2 separate regions of the Homo sapiens genome follow, and region 2 is linked to region 1. Evidence: chromatin contacts called from ENCODE Hi-C or POLR2A ChIA-PET data. All regions are on one chromosome and are shown on one strand. The core of a region is the stretch at or near the end of the contact, and the rest is flanking DNA. Distances in the headings are between cores, read along the strand shown. Region 1 overlaps PBX1 (PBX homeobox 1). Region 2 holds the start of PBX1 (PBX homeobox 1).

Region 1 (6,348 bases), core at 2,033-4,532:
CATAAAAGAAAACAGAGGCTCAGTTGCCCCAGGTTATTCAACAGGTGTGTGGCTGAGCGTTAATTTGAATCCTGGTTTGTCCAGCTCCAGTCTATGTCCTGACCAACCCCGCCCTGCTGATAGACATCACGGTGTTTCTTTACACCAGATTTATTTTCTGTCTCTTTTTTCCTCCTGATTTTTTTTTTTTTTTTTGCAAAGAAGAGTGTTTCTGCCAGTAGCTTTATCAGATGATTTTGCCCCTCTTTTCATTCTCTCCCAATAGATCTCATGTCTAACACTACTCTAACTTTGCTCCCCTCTGAGACCAGCATGAACTCCAGTTCTTTCTAAATTGTGTAATTCTTTTTTTTTAAAATTAATTAATTATTAATTTTAAGTTCTGGGATACATGATGTGCAGGTATAATTCTTTCTTAATAGATTCTGAGCTTGACCTTCCAGTCGTCTTCTACTGCTCAGCCACACCCCCCTCCATTTTTGTTTCTTTTCTCTTTCTTCGGGCAAATCTGCAATTGTGGGCGCATATTTACCTTGTTATTTTTTACAGTATTCCCATGTGAACATTTTGCCAGCGGCCTCTTCTTAATTTTAGTCCTTTCTGGGGAAGGGTTAATAGTTCAAACCCATTGTTTTTCTTTTGAGGGTTGAGACTTGTTATAAAAGCTGCCTGGAGTGGGACTGTCCCTCAGGAGGGGAGGGGCACAGGCCTGGCATGGGGATAACTGGGAATGGGGTTTGGACACAGGATGCCTGGCGACTGTAGGGACACTTGTCTCATTTCTTGCTCTGTTATATAATATAAATGCTTAGGGAAGCTTAGATTCAATGGGTTGTGCCCTTCCAAAAGCCTACTGCTGGAGTGAAAACTGGAAATACATCTTTGCATATGTGTTCTTTCATTTTATTTTTCCTACTGGTTTGCTAAGCAAAGAGCTGGCTTTGTACAAACCCCCTCTCCCCGCTTTTTTTTTCTTCTTTTCTTAAAAAGCTTCTGTGCTCTTTTGAAACAAGCCAACAAAAGTTGAAGCCAGTGTGTGTGCAACTCAGACCTCATGAGCAATTCTTTTCCAAACCAAATTTTAATTCACAGCTGCCAGTTTAGGGGCAATGCTAAGACCCAAATCGTCCTGGCATCTGAAGCACCTGTCCTAATGTTGAGTACTTTAAATATGGTGTTCCCATTTCCTAAATCTCAATTTAGTCTGTTTGGTCTTACAATTGTGAGTATAATTATGGGAAAATTTAAATGGGATACTTGAGTCAGGACTGTGTTAAAAAATCCAAGATGTATTGCTTCTGTAAGGCTAGACTAAAATAATGAAAATATTAAGAGCCTAAAGTATGCTGCTGCTTTTTTTTTTTTTTTTTTTTTTTGATACAGAGTCTTACTCTGTCGCCCAGGCTGGAGTGCAGTGGCGTGATCTCGGCTCACCGCAACCTCCACCTCCTGGGTTCAAGTGATTTTCCTGCCTCAGCCTCCCGAGTAGCTGGGATTACAGGTGCCCGCCACCATCGGCTGATTTTTGTATTTTTAGTAGATATGGGGTTTCACAATGTTAGTCAGGCTGGTCTCGAACTCCTGACCTCAGGTGATCTACCCGCCTCAGCCTCCCAAAGTTTTGGGATTACAGGCGTGAGCCACTGCGCCTAGCCTACTACTGCTTTTTAACTAAAGTCTGCCTGCATTCCCTCTCTTGCCACAAAAGGCAAACAGAGCTTTTGGCACATTTGATTCCTGAGGCAGCCCCATGCCTGTTTAACACAGTGTAGCTTAACTGGTTAAAGCACCGGGCTAGTAAACACATGACTAGGGGCTCAATCCCTTGTGGGCCTGTTAGTTTATTTACTGCATTCATTGGCCACAGACTTCATCCCTAAAGTGGTCAAGCCATCTCAGACACGTTTGCTTCTGGTCACACCGATCAAGATTGATCCAGCCACTGAAGTAATCCAAACAACTCACTTCTAATGGGCCAGAGGTTGTCATCTTCATACCTGAGGAATGGCTTGCATTTTATAAAAATTGGAGATTCTTCTGCTCTCAGAATAGCAGACACAGGGCTGGGCGCAGTGGCTCATGCCTGTAATCCCAGCACTTTGGGAGGCCGAGGCGGGCAGATCACCTGAGGTGTCAGGAGTTTGAGACCAGCCTAACCAGTGTGGTGAAACCCCGTCTCTACTAAAAATACAAAAATTAGCCGGGCGTGGCGGTGGGCGCCTGTAGTCCCAGCTACTCGGGAGGCTGAGAAAGAATTGCTTGAACCTGGGAGGCCGAGGTTGCAGTGAGCCGAGATTGTGCCATTGCACTCCAGCCTGGGCGACAGAGCAAGATTCTGTCTCAAAAAAAAAAAAAAAAAAAAAAAAAAAGCAGACACAGAGGTGAACTTAACCTGAGATTAACCAGATTCACAGTTCAATAGCAACCACCTTTAGAGTCCCTAAGCTAAGAAACTGCTATGATTTTGATGAAACAGAAAGGAGGAAGGTAACTCTAGTTCTTTCTGAGGCATCCGACACTCCTTTAGAAGGGTTTTCCCAGGAAGCCTCATTCACTTTCAGGTAAGCCCATTATGAAGGGATAAGGATTTTACCGTATTCCACTGGAATAGGGGAAAAAACCATCTCACTTTAACAGAAAGCATGCAAGTGCCCTTTTCTGGAGGAGGTGGGAATGAGGGAGTACACAGACTTTAGCTTAAACTGTGGCAGGAGGGTCTTAATTTTGGCAGAACAGGGCATGGTGTTGCATCTCACCTGTTCCACGCTTAGTACAAGCCCTTCTTCCCAGTCCCTGTCACCTGCCTCATTTTGAGCTTTCACTGTATTTTCCTGTTGTTCCAGGGAAGATGAAGTGCATTTAAATGCTGCAGTTGGATACTGTGAAGATGAGACCCCTTAGCCTGTGGGATTAACTTTCCATGGAGCCCATTCTGGAGAGACTTGAGAGAGCACCTTTAAAAGGAAGTTAGCTAAGATACTGCCCTCCGTTTCAGACAGAGGTTGGAACCAGATCCTGGCTGAGAGCAGAGACCAGCTTCCACTCAGCCATGCACCCTAGGAGTGGGGATTCAGCTCTGTGGCTCCAGGAAGGTTAATCTTCAATGTTAATCCGTTTAGATAAAGTTGTTAGTTAAAAGGTAATCTGTTTAGCCTCCCTTTCCCCATTCTCCTGCCAGAAAAGAGGGAGTTCAAGTCTTCTTTCCAGGACTCCTGTGTTTTGGCTGAGACTGATTCTTCACTGTGGCCTTGGGAGAAAAGCTGCCTAACCAGTTCTGGGCCCTGGCTAGTTACAACCATGTGTGAGTTGTTTACAGTACGCACAGGTATGGGCTGAAGGGAAACAAAGCTTAAGGGATGACTAGAAAGGCTTGCTGAAATTGCTATGGGAGGGCCCCACCCTCCAAGCCATCTCCCCTCACACCCCGCTCGGTTTCAGTTTCTGCAGCTTGGTTATGCGACATTCTCTTAATCCTTTTTTGAATCTGGTCTCTACTTAAGCACTCAAGAAAACTGCTCCACAAGGATTGTTTTAGTGGGGTTTTAATTTTTTAAAATGTTCTTGTTTATTTAAATTGCTTGAACAAGGGTTTAGCTGTATGGGAAGAGTTCCTGCCTTTAGCTATACATGTTTCCACCCACTTAGACATGCTGCTCACCCACAGACTCATACAGCCTCCACAGACACAAAGCTTCTGTGTATCCTACATGTACCTGCACCCCAATTCTGTCAACCTCCCCACAGCTCTTGACTGGCTGTTTATCTATTCCATTCCACTACCTTCCCACCCCAGCCCTCAAAGTCCCAAACAGATTGAAAAAAAAAAAAAAAATGGGAGGCAGCAAAATTGCTTACTTGCACGAAAGGGCTCTTGCCTTTGAGGGGAGCTCTCTAGGCACCTAATTTCTCTTAGATTTCTTTCTGCCCTCAAAGGTACTTGTGGAATGTTTGCCGTTAAACGGTTGTAAATTAAGGGCTGAGTGTATGAAGCGTTAATGAAGGCTGCCATTGGAACCAGTCCACGTCCCGTCCCGGCTGGCAGGTTTGCTGTCCAAGAAGTCTCTTGCTGGAGGCCTGAGTTCCTGAGTGTCGGGTTTCAGCTCTCCTTTCTTCTTTTTTCGTCTTTTCTTCTGCAGCTATTTTTTCCCCTACCTTCCTTATAATCCGTCCCTTCCCTTCCTTCTTCCATACCCACTCCACCCCTACCCCTTTGGCTTTTTCTGAAAGTAACCATGAGGAACAGAGTCAGAATGAGGCTAGGGAAGCAGCATTTTTTTTTTTCTTTTCCTGTAGAAAGCAGGGCCAAAAGGGTGCATTTTATTTTTTTCTGCTTTTCCTTTTATCTCTTTGTGTTTGCTTCATTTCTTTCTCTTTAAGTCAAGGTTGAAATTGATGTTTGCAAAAGACAGGAATTTTGAATAACTGCCTGAGTTAAACAGAATATGGAGAAACTTTGACTCTGTCCCATGTATTAAAAATTAAAATTAGGGCAAAATAATGCGGATTTGTCCTGGAGGACCTGGCCAGATGTAGCTAGAGGACTTTCACAGTGCTGGTATAATTATACCTGGATATGGGATAATCTTCACTTTAAGCAACTCCATTATGTGAAAATACAGATCCACAGATACATATACAAATAAACACTTCCAAAAGAAATCCTTGTATAATTCAATGTAATATGTGTTTTTAAGCTACAATATGTAAGCCATCAAAGTACTGCATTATTTTTAGATAACAGACTTTTCAGTTTGTTTAAGGTGTGATTACCTTTACCAAACATCATTTCTACTCAAATAGAATGCTTACAATAAACTGTATGGAGGATACCTACATAAGTCATGTCCTGAGTTTATACTATTTCCTAGAGACATCTCTTTTATACATTTCAAGTTTTAAGTTTAGTCTGATGTTTTATACTTTTCAGTTTAGTACCTGAATTGTATCTATCTATGAAATAATAACAGATAATAATTTTAAGCAGATACTGTTTGCTAGACATTAATGCAAGACACTCTGTACATTATGTCATTTCATTTTTTTTTTTTTTTTTTTTTTTTTTTTTTTTTAGAGATGAGTCTCTGTCACCCAGGCTGGAGTGCAGTGGCACGATCACGGCTCACTGCAGCCTCTGCCTCCCAGGTTCAAGCAGTTCTCCTGCCTCAGCCTCCCAGGTAGCTGGGACTATAGGTGTGTGCCACCACATCCAGCTAATCTTTTGTATTTTAGTAGAAATGAGGTTTCACTATGTTGTTCAGGCTAGTCTCGAACTTCTGAGCTCAGGCAATCCGCCTGCCTCAGCTTCCCAAAGTGCTATGATTACAGGCGTGAGCCACTGCGTCCGGCCTATCATTTAATTCTATTGCCACTTCCATTTTAGAAATGAAGTGACAAAGCCTCACAGAGGATATGTAAGTTGTTCTTGACCACACTATGTTTGGTTGCTTGCCTTTGTATCCACCTGTGTTTCATCATTATTGCACAGTGTTCCCATTACTCTAAGGGTTACAATCTGAGGTCCCTTCCACCCTGACATTCATTCATTTGTGCATTCAGCAGTTACATGTATTGAGTGCCTACTGTGTGCCAGGATGCCCTGCCAGTCAGGCCAGCACTCAGTGATAACTACTGGTCACAGGATCTAGTGATTTGGCCTTAACAAATGAAGGCTGGACATGACCCTTTTTTATTCTGTCCTGAGAGCCGTTGCCTATGCTATCCACTTATTATAGCGGCATTCATATGTAATAAATAACTTATCAAAATAGTCATAAAGGACTTGGCAGACAAAATGAACTGCTAGAGAAGACTGCATTAAATTTTAATAGGAAGAATTCTTAGTAATAAGTAGGAAATGCATCTTGGTGTAGAACTGAGTCATTCTTTTGTGGCTTTCCCTAAGACATCTTCATATCAGTGACTATTTTTTTTTTCATTTATGAAATACTGTGCTTTTAGACAAAGTGTATTTGAAATTTCTCACTCTGTTTCCCAAGTAAATAAACAAATAAAAGTAAAGAATGGAAAAAGACAAGACAAACCATCTTCCTTTATTCCATAGAGGTGGAGTGCCTTCTAGTAACAAGTGCTGTGTGCCGTGTATGGAAGACACCAGTAATCACATCATAGACCCTAATCTCAAGGAACCTGTGTTCTTGTGGGGCAGTCAAAGAAATAGGCCTAGTCCAGGGTATTAAATGCTGTGATGGGGATACTGAGAGAGTATCCTGGGAATGTTTAGGAGGGCACCTTATTGTCTTGGTGAGGATGACGCAGTCACAGAAGTTTCTTCTAAAGAGAAGACACATAGGCAGAGATCTAAGAATGAATTAGAGTTCTCCAGATAAA
Region 2 (6,348 bases), core at 2,297-4,796, 43 kb before region 1:
TCCTCCTATCTTGGCCTCCCAAACTGCTGGGATTACAAGTGTGAGTCACTGCGCCTGGCCTGAAGATTCTATTTCACCTATGGTACTTCCTCCTCTTTATGTCCTTTATTCTCTGTAATGTATTAAAGAATAAGAGTTTTTACATCATACTTTGTCTAGTAATTCTACTTTTAGGGACCTTGTTTTCTTCATCTGCAAAATGGAGATTGTAACCTCATAAGGAAGTTATTTAAATGAAGTGTTAGATTGTTAAAACTAAGTGGTAATGTACAATCAGTGCCTGAAACACAATCAGCAGTCAACAAATTCTATTTATATCTATAATTATTATTATATTAATGCCATTGCATTTTTCTCATTCAAGCTTGAAGACATTTCTTTTATCCTTCCCACTCACATAAAATCAATTATAAATTTCTATTGACTCTGTCTTGAAGATCTTCCTCAAAATGGTCCTCTCTTTTCCATTTCTACTGCTGCTTTCCTAATTTCATCTTTCCTTGCCAAATGATTTGGGTAAACAGCTAATTGTTGCCCAAAGTGTTGAGTAACCAGATAATTCTTCCCGAAACATGCTCTTCTGTTCCTATCTGTGAAAGAAAGAAACAACTTACCTCAGTGTATCCCTAATGTCCATCAAATAAAACACAAATGTTTCTGTTAAAAGTCTTTCCAGTTGGGCGCGGTGGCTCACTCCTTTAATCCCAGCACTTTGGGAGGCCAAGGCAGGTGGATCACGAGGTCAGGAGTTTGAGACCAGTCTGGCCAATACAGTGAAACCCCACCTCTACTAAAAAAAAAAAAAAAAAAAAAAAAAAAATTGCCAGGCCTGGTGGCGGGTGCCTGTAGTCCCAGCTACTTGGGAGGCTGAGGCAGGAGAATCACTTGAACCCAGAGGGTGGAGGTTGCAGTGAGCTGAGATCGCTCGACTGCACTCCAGCCTGAGTCACAGAGTGAGACTCTGTTTCAAAAAAAAAAGTCTTCCCAATCACACCTAATAACATTTCCATTGTGCCTGAAGAGATAGCCTGTACTTCCGTCAAGTTCATTAACCTAGCCCTCCAGATCCAGTTCATCCTTTAGATCCACCGCGAAGCCTTCTATTCACTCGAACTGGTTACTCCCTTCTCTCATCTCTTATAGGATGTCTAAGGGCTTGTTATCACTTCTATAGCATTTATTATGTATTGAAATATATCTGGGCAACACTCTAGAGTAATGGTTAAAAGCATAGCTATCGGGGTAAGACAGTTGCAATGATTAAATTAACAAAACACCTTGAATATAATACTTAATTATAGTATGGAGTCAATAAATATTACCTATTTTTAGTATCATTGTGTATACACATCTTATTTCCCTACTAAAATGTTCCTAGATGACAATGATCTTCTGGAATTGATGGTACCTTTTCCAGTACTTTGCCTAGAAAGATTTTATTAGGTTTGCAATTAGAATTAATTACTCACAAACTGATTTCTTATAGACTCTAGGTTGACTTCTTTTCATGCTTTAAAATGTGGTAACTTCGTCTCTGTAAGGGATATGCTAACTCTCAATCACTGTGATTGATATGTGATTTGAGTATATAGTTTTGTGCTCAACTTTTGATTAGTGTTAATTTTTAAAAAAACAGTTTAAAAATCAGGATATGTATGTGAATAAAACAATTGTTATTAAGTAATATAACATCATAATTACAATTAATACTCTGTATTGCATGCCCTCATACCAATAAGTGCCAAGTAGCTTGCTAAAAACTGCTTTGAAATGCTTGCATCAGTGCTCCTTATCTTGCCAAACTTGTTTTGCGTAATGATTGGTGAGAAGAATAACATTTTATTTGAGGATCTCGAAGCACCTGGCAAGGCTGCTTTCCATTTTGCAGATTGGTTACACTGCGCTTGCAGATTGGTTACACTGCGCTTTGCATTTCCTTTGCTATACTGCCATCCAGGAAGAGGGCTGGCTACACAATAGAATATTTTATATTACAAAATATTCTGGACATTTCCTAAGTAATTGGCCTGCTATTTTATCTTATATTCATTGTGACTGTGTACACAGTCAGATTTTTCCCTCTCACTTTGCCCAATGAAAAGATTGGAAGCAAATTTGTGTCTGTCTGGAGCTATGATACTGGACCTTAGTTATGACTTTTGTTGGCTTTTTTCTTGATCCCATTGTATTTATTTTTTATTTTTTCCTACCCATTTTCAATTGGAGTTGTCTTGTTGGAATATGTACCCTTTTAAGCACCTCAAGTTTCCTTTCAAACTGGACAGGCAATAGACACATAACTAATTTTTAACACTATTCACACATTTCTGTTAGACTGAAGCAGATTGTGCAGTGGAAATACTAGGCCTTTGGAGGGAGTCACACTTGGGTTTAAATTCCAGCTTTGACACTTAATAACTGTGGACCTTGGACAAATTATTTAACCTTTCTGAGTTCCCTCTCTGTAAAATGGAAATAATAATCCATAACTCACAAAGATGTCTTGGGGATTAAATAAAATAACTCATGCAAATTACTTGGTGCATAGTAGGCATTCAATAAATGTCAGTTCACTTCTCTTCCCAGTTAATAATGCTTATTAGACTATATTAAAAACTAGAACTAGACTGTGATAATGCATTTCTTTATTAGGTATTTAAGCCAAATAACTAATTTCCCCCGGGGGAAGAGAGAGAAATGTTGAATTAGTTTCATTTGGTGAACTTATTTATTAATCTTTCTTTTTCTTGAGCATTTTTCAGTTTCATAGTCCATAATTTAGTTTTCATGCAGCAAAAATGACACAGTTTGGTATTCTTTTCACCTTTACTGTGCTAGAATTGTTTTTTTAAATGTATCTATTATTACATCTGCCACTTATTAGAGATCTTTATTAATTATATTAACAGCTCGATTGTGTTTCATAACTACGTCGTGCTGACAAACTTGTGCTCTCAGCAGTTTCCCTGAGGTCTAAGCATTTAAAAGAATCAAGTTTTAAATGACAATGCCACAGCAAAAGAAAAGCAGGGGTGGGCGGGAAGACGCACACCGTCTGTGTTCTTTCGTGTTAATTTTATATGTTTGCATTTAAGTGGAGCCACATTTTCCTCAAGGACGCAACCTAAGTAAGGCGAGCAGGGAAAGTGGAAACTAAGTGAGCTGGAACTACAGTACCATTGCACCTTTAAGGACTGGAGACTTGCTATTAGCTCGGCCTCCTTCCCGGCCCACCTCTGAACTCTGATTGACAGGGCGCCGGGCGAGGAGGAGCTGAAGGAGGCTGGAGAGGAGGCGCCGTGAGGAAAGTAGGGGAGGAGGGGGCCGGTCCTTTATCTGGTGGCCAATCAGGGAAGCGGGGAGGAGCTCCAGGCGCCCTCCTCCCTCCTCCTCTCCCCAGCCTCCCGGCTTCCCCGCCCCCTCCCCTTCCCTTTGCCCCCTCCCCTCTCCTCCTTCTCGTCCTCCTCCTCCTTCTTCTCCTCCTCCTCCTCCTCCTCTCAGGCTGTGGTTTTTCTGTATATGTTTCTGGAGTCCTGAGCCTGAGCTAAACAAAAGCAGGAGGCTGACGGGGCTGCTGGAGTTTGCAGAGACACGGAGGAGGAGAGAGCCTGTGCTTTGCCTGCCGCCGCGGCTGGGGGAGATCTGGCTTTTGCAACAGCCCACCCCCTTTGAGATCACTCTGGCCCGGAGTGGGGGTGGGGGGCAGCGGGGGGTGGGGGGGGAAAGTTTGCATTGCAATCCCCCTGCCTTCCTCTCCTTTCTCCCGATCAATGCATATTTGCAAAAGGATTAAGCCACAGATTTAAGCGCCGGGAGCCCATTTCTGCCTTGCAAAGGAGACCGGACTGAAAAACCTAAAGCCAGCTCTGATTTCTTTTCGCCAAGTGGGAAGGTGGTTTATTTTTCTTGCTTTTTGGAGTCAACACCCTTCCCCACCAGCCCTTATCCCCACCCTCACCCCGCAACCCCTTCACGCCCCCTCCCCCTCCCCCTCCTCATCCTCCCACCATCCTCTAAAGAGGCAAAGGGATTTTTTTTTTCTTTTGGTCTTCTTTTTTCCCCCTTCCCTGTTTATCCTGAAAAGGATTTGAAGACAAGCTTGAAGGATAAAAAGCCTTGGTGCTTCCCAGGAGCCGAGCCGAGGAGCAGAAGAGGAAGAGCCGGGGGCTGCCGTAGCCTTTGGAGATGGACGAGCAGCCCAGGCTGATGCATTCCCATGCTGGGGTCGGGATGGCCGGACACCCCGGCCTGTCCCAGCACTTGCAGGATGGGGCCGGAGGGACCGAGGGGGAGGGCGGGAGGAAGCAGGACATTGGAGACATTTTACAGCAAATTATGACCATCACAGACCAGAGTTTGGATGAGGCGCAGGCCAGGTGAGATGGAGGCTTTTCTTTTCCTTTCTTGGGGTTTTTTGTTTTTCTTCCTCTTGCAGGGGGAAACAATGGGAACCGAATCACCACAGCGCTTTTTTTGAAAAATGTTATTTCTTTTCTCATTTTGACAAGCAACTACATGGCGGAGGAGTAAAATTTGAAGGAGCGTTGTTATCGAAAGTGTAATCGCCCATGCCGAGATGTGGCTGTGTACATATTTGTGTGTGTGTGTGTGAATATAGGGGTATTCATTTATATCCACACAAACACACAGGCATGCCGAAAATACTGCCAACTGATCCAAAAGCGGCCCTCGGCACTTTTTACTGCTTTAAAAAAGTATCAGAGAAAGCAGAATTGTCAAGTTTTGAACAGCATTCCATGCCTTCTTGTTGAGGGGACTCTGTAACATTACGAAATAAAATGTCCCAAGAACACTTTATTTGCAAATTTAGTTGACTCCTTACCTAATTCAGCGAGTTTGATTTTCTTTCTTGACTCTCCCGTCCAAAATTAATTTTTATCTTTTCTCCTTTCTTCCCCCCCTACCCAAAATACAAAACAACAAAAAAGCAGGGTATTTCTTTGTCAGTACTTGTCAGCTATCCAGAAAATATTTTGCATTCACTTAATTTTGTTTTTTTAAAAAGTTGATGAAAAGGTGATTTTGTTTTTAGGCATATTTGTTAGTTTTAAGAGACTCAGATTTTTAGTTTAACTTTATTGTCTCCTAATTTCAGCCGGTTTACTAACCTTCCGTGACACAGACAGCTATGTAGGGTCCTTTAAAAAGGGGTGGGGGGACAAAAATCAAGCATGCTCTTTTCCCCCATGCTTCTTTCAGGACCACTTAGAAATGAAAGCATTTATGAATTTTATATATTTCAGTACTATAGGACATGAAGGTCTTCATTAAGGAAACATAATAAACTGTGTAGCCTCTCAAGTTAATCCACTGCCAGGTATATGGTTCTCTACTTCAGGATTTTACAGTAAATTCTCTTTTAAAGTAAAACATAGACTAAGTGACAACCCGCTAACAGCTTGCCCAAGGCCGAACTCAAAAGGAAGAATTTTAAAAATCTAATGACCACATATGTCTGTACAATTACCCAGCTTTGTTATATCTCCGAAGTAGCGTTTTTCTCTTTGAAAACCCTGTAAACAAATATACGCAACTCCTATACTTCAGATGACTTGGTTATATGGAGAAGACATCATTATGTGTATTTCTGTCTACGTGAAATAAGAATCTGAGTTGAGAAAATGAGAGGAAGCAGTTAAAAACATAGATGTTATGAATTATACTCAATTTTAGCTGCAAGCACATGCAACATGTAAACTCAAAAGTACTAAGGTTTACGGGTGTTTGAAAACTTGGAAATGTTGAAAGACTCAAAGTATCCTAAGTTTTGTTTAAATAGGGGAAATTTTAAAAATTAATTGGTGCTCTCTTTGAATTTTATTATCTGAAGAAAAGCTAATAGGTATGGTAAGAGGAAGATTTCCCACTGGCAATTCTCTTTTGAATTGGAACATTTTTCTCTATTATATTGTTCTAGAAGAATACTCTCAGACATACCAATAAACTGGCTTAAAAATAAGTTTGTGAAGTGGAAGGGGCTAGTAAGAATAGATACTACTTTTTTGATGTTCAGTCTCTCTTCTTTTGTGAAACTGTGGACAAACAGGGCTTGGCGACTTCCCCCTTTCAATGGCCTAGATGCAGAGAGAGATCAGATACAATTTTGGGATGGGGAAATTTTCAGTTCTTCCTCTGTAGCTGGCTCCATTTGTGTGCTGTGGAAATACAATATTTTTATAAAGCTGTGTGAGAATTTTTGTTTGCATTTGGGCCTATATATAATAATAGAATTAATTAAAACTATTTTAAAAGACCCAGGAAAGGTCTTTAATACTTTAAAGTATTTTCCATCTTTTTTTTTTTCTACCCCACATGAGAACTTACTAA

Evidence for each region. A loop is a pair of places that touch in the nucleus more often than their neighbours do. ChIA-PET counts read pairs that join two places held with the same protein, here RNA polymerase II (POLR2A). Pooled maps may share reads with other maps.
Region 2: a map of PC-9 shows a loop between it and region 1 (5-fold over the local background). The contact joins the promoter of PBX1 here to the enhancer-like site in region 1. A Hi-C loop is called at or near these places in 46 of 168 maps with a recorded cell type or tissue (Caco-2, Calu3, HCT116 and 29 more) and 22 of 50 pooled maps. POLR2A ChIA-PET finds 5 or more read pairs at or near these places in 18 of 52 experiments (A549, AG04449, AG04450 and 13 more).

What each region holds. Positions count from the first base shown.
Region 1 is chr1:164,598,894-164,605,241 of GRCh38, forward strand. The region is part of intron 2 of PBX1 (PBX homeobox 1); the gene reads left to right. Among named protein-coding and RNA genes, the nearest start is that of PBX1, 43 kb to the left of the region's middle. RefSeq lists enhancers at 3,322-4,087, 4,088-4,852. Within about 2 kb of position 3,283, at least 23 of the 41 ENCODE cell types and tissues checked have a DNase peak (open chromatin) inside an H3K27ac peak, as active enhancers do; they include HCT116, PC-9, breast epithelium and 6 more, where a contact is called at or near this core.
Region 2 is chr1:164,555,638-164,561,985 of GRCh38, forward strand. PBX1 (PBX homeobox 1) reads left to right here and starts at 3,547. Exons shown (of 9, transcript NM_002585.4): 1 at 3,547-4,376. The coding sequence starts at 4,186. RefSeq lists an enhancer at 3,129-3,628.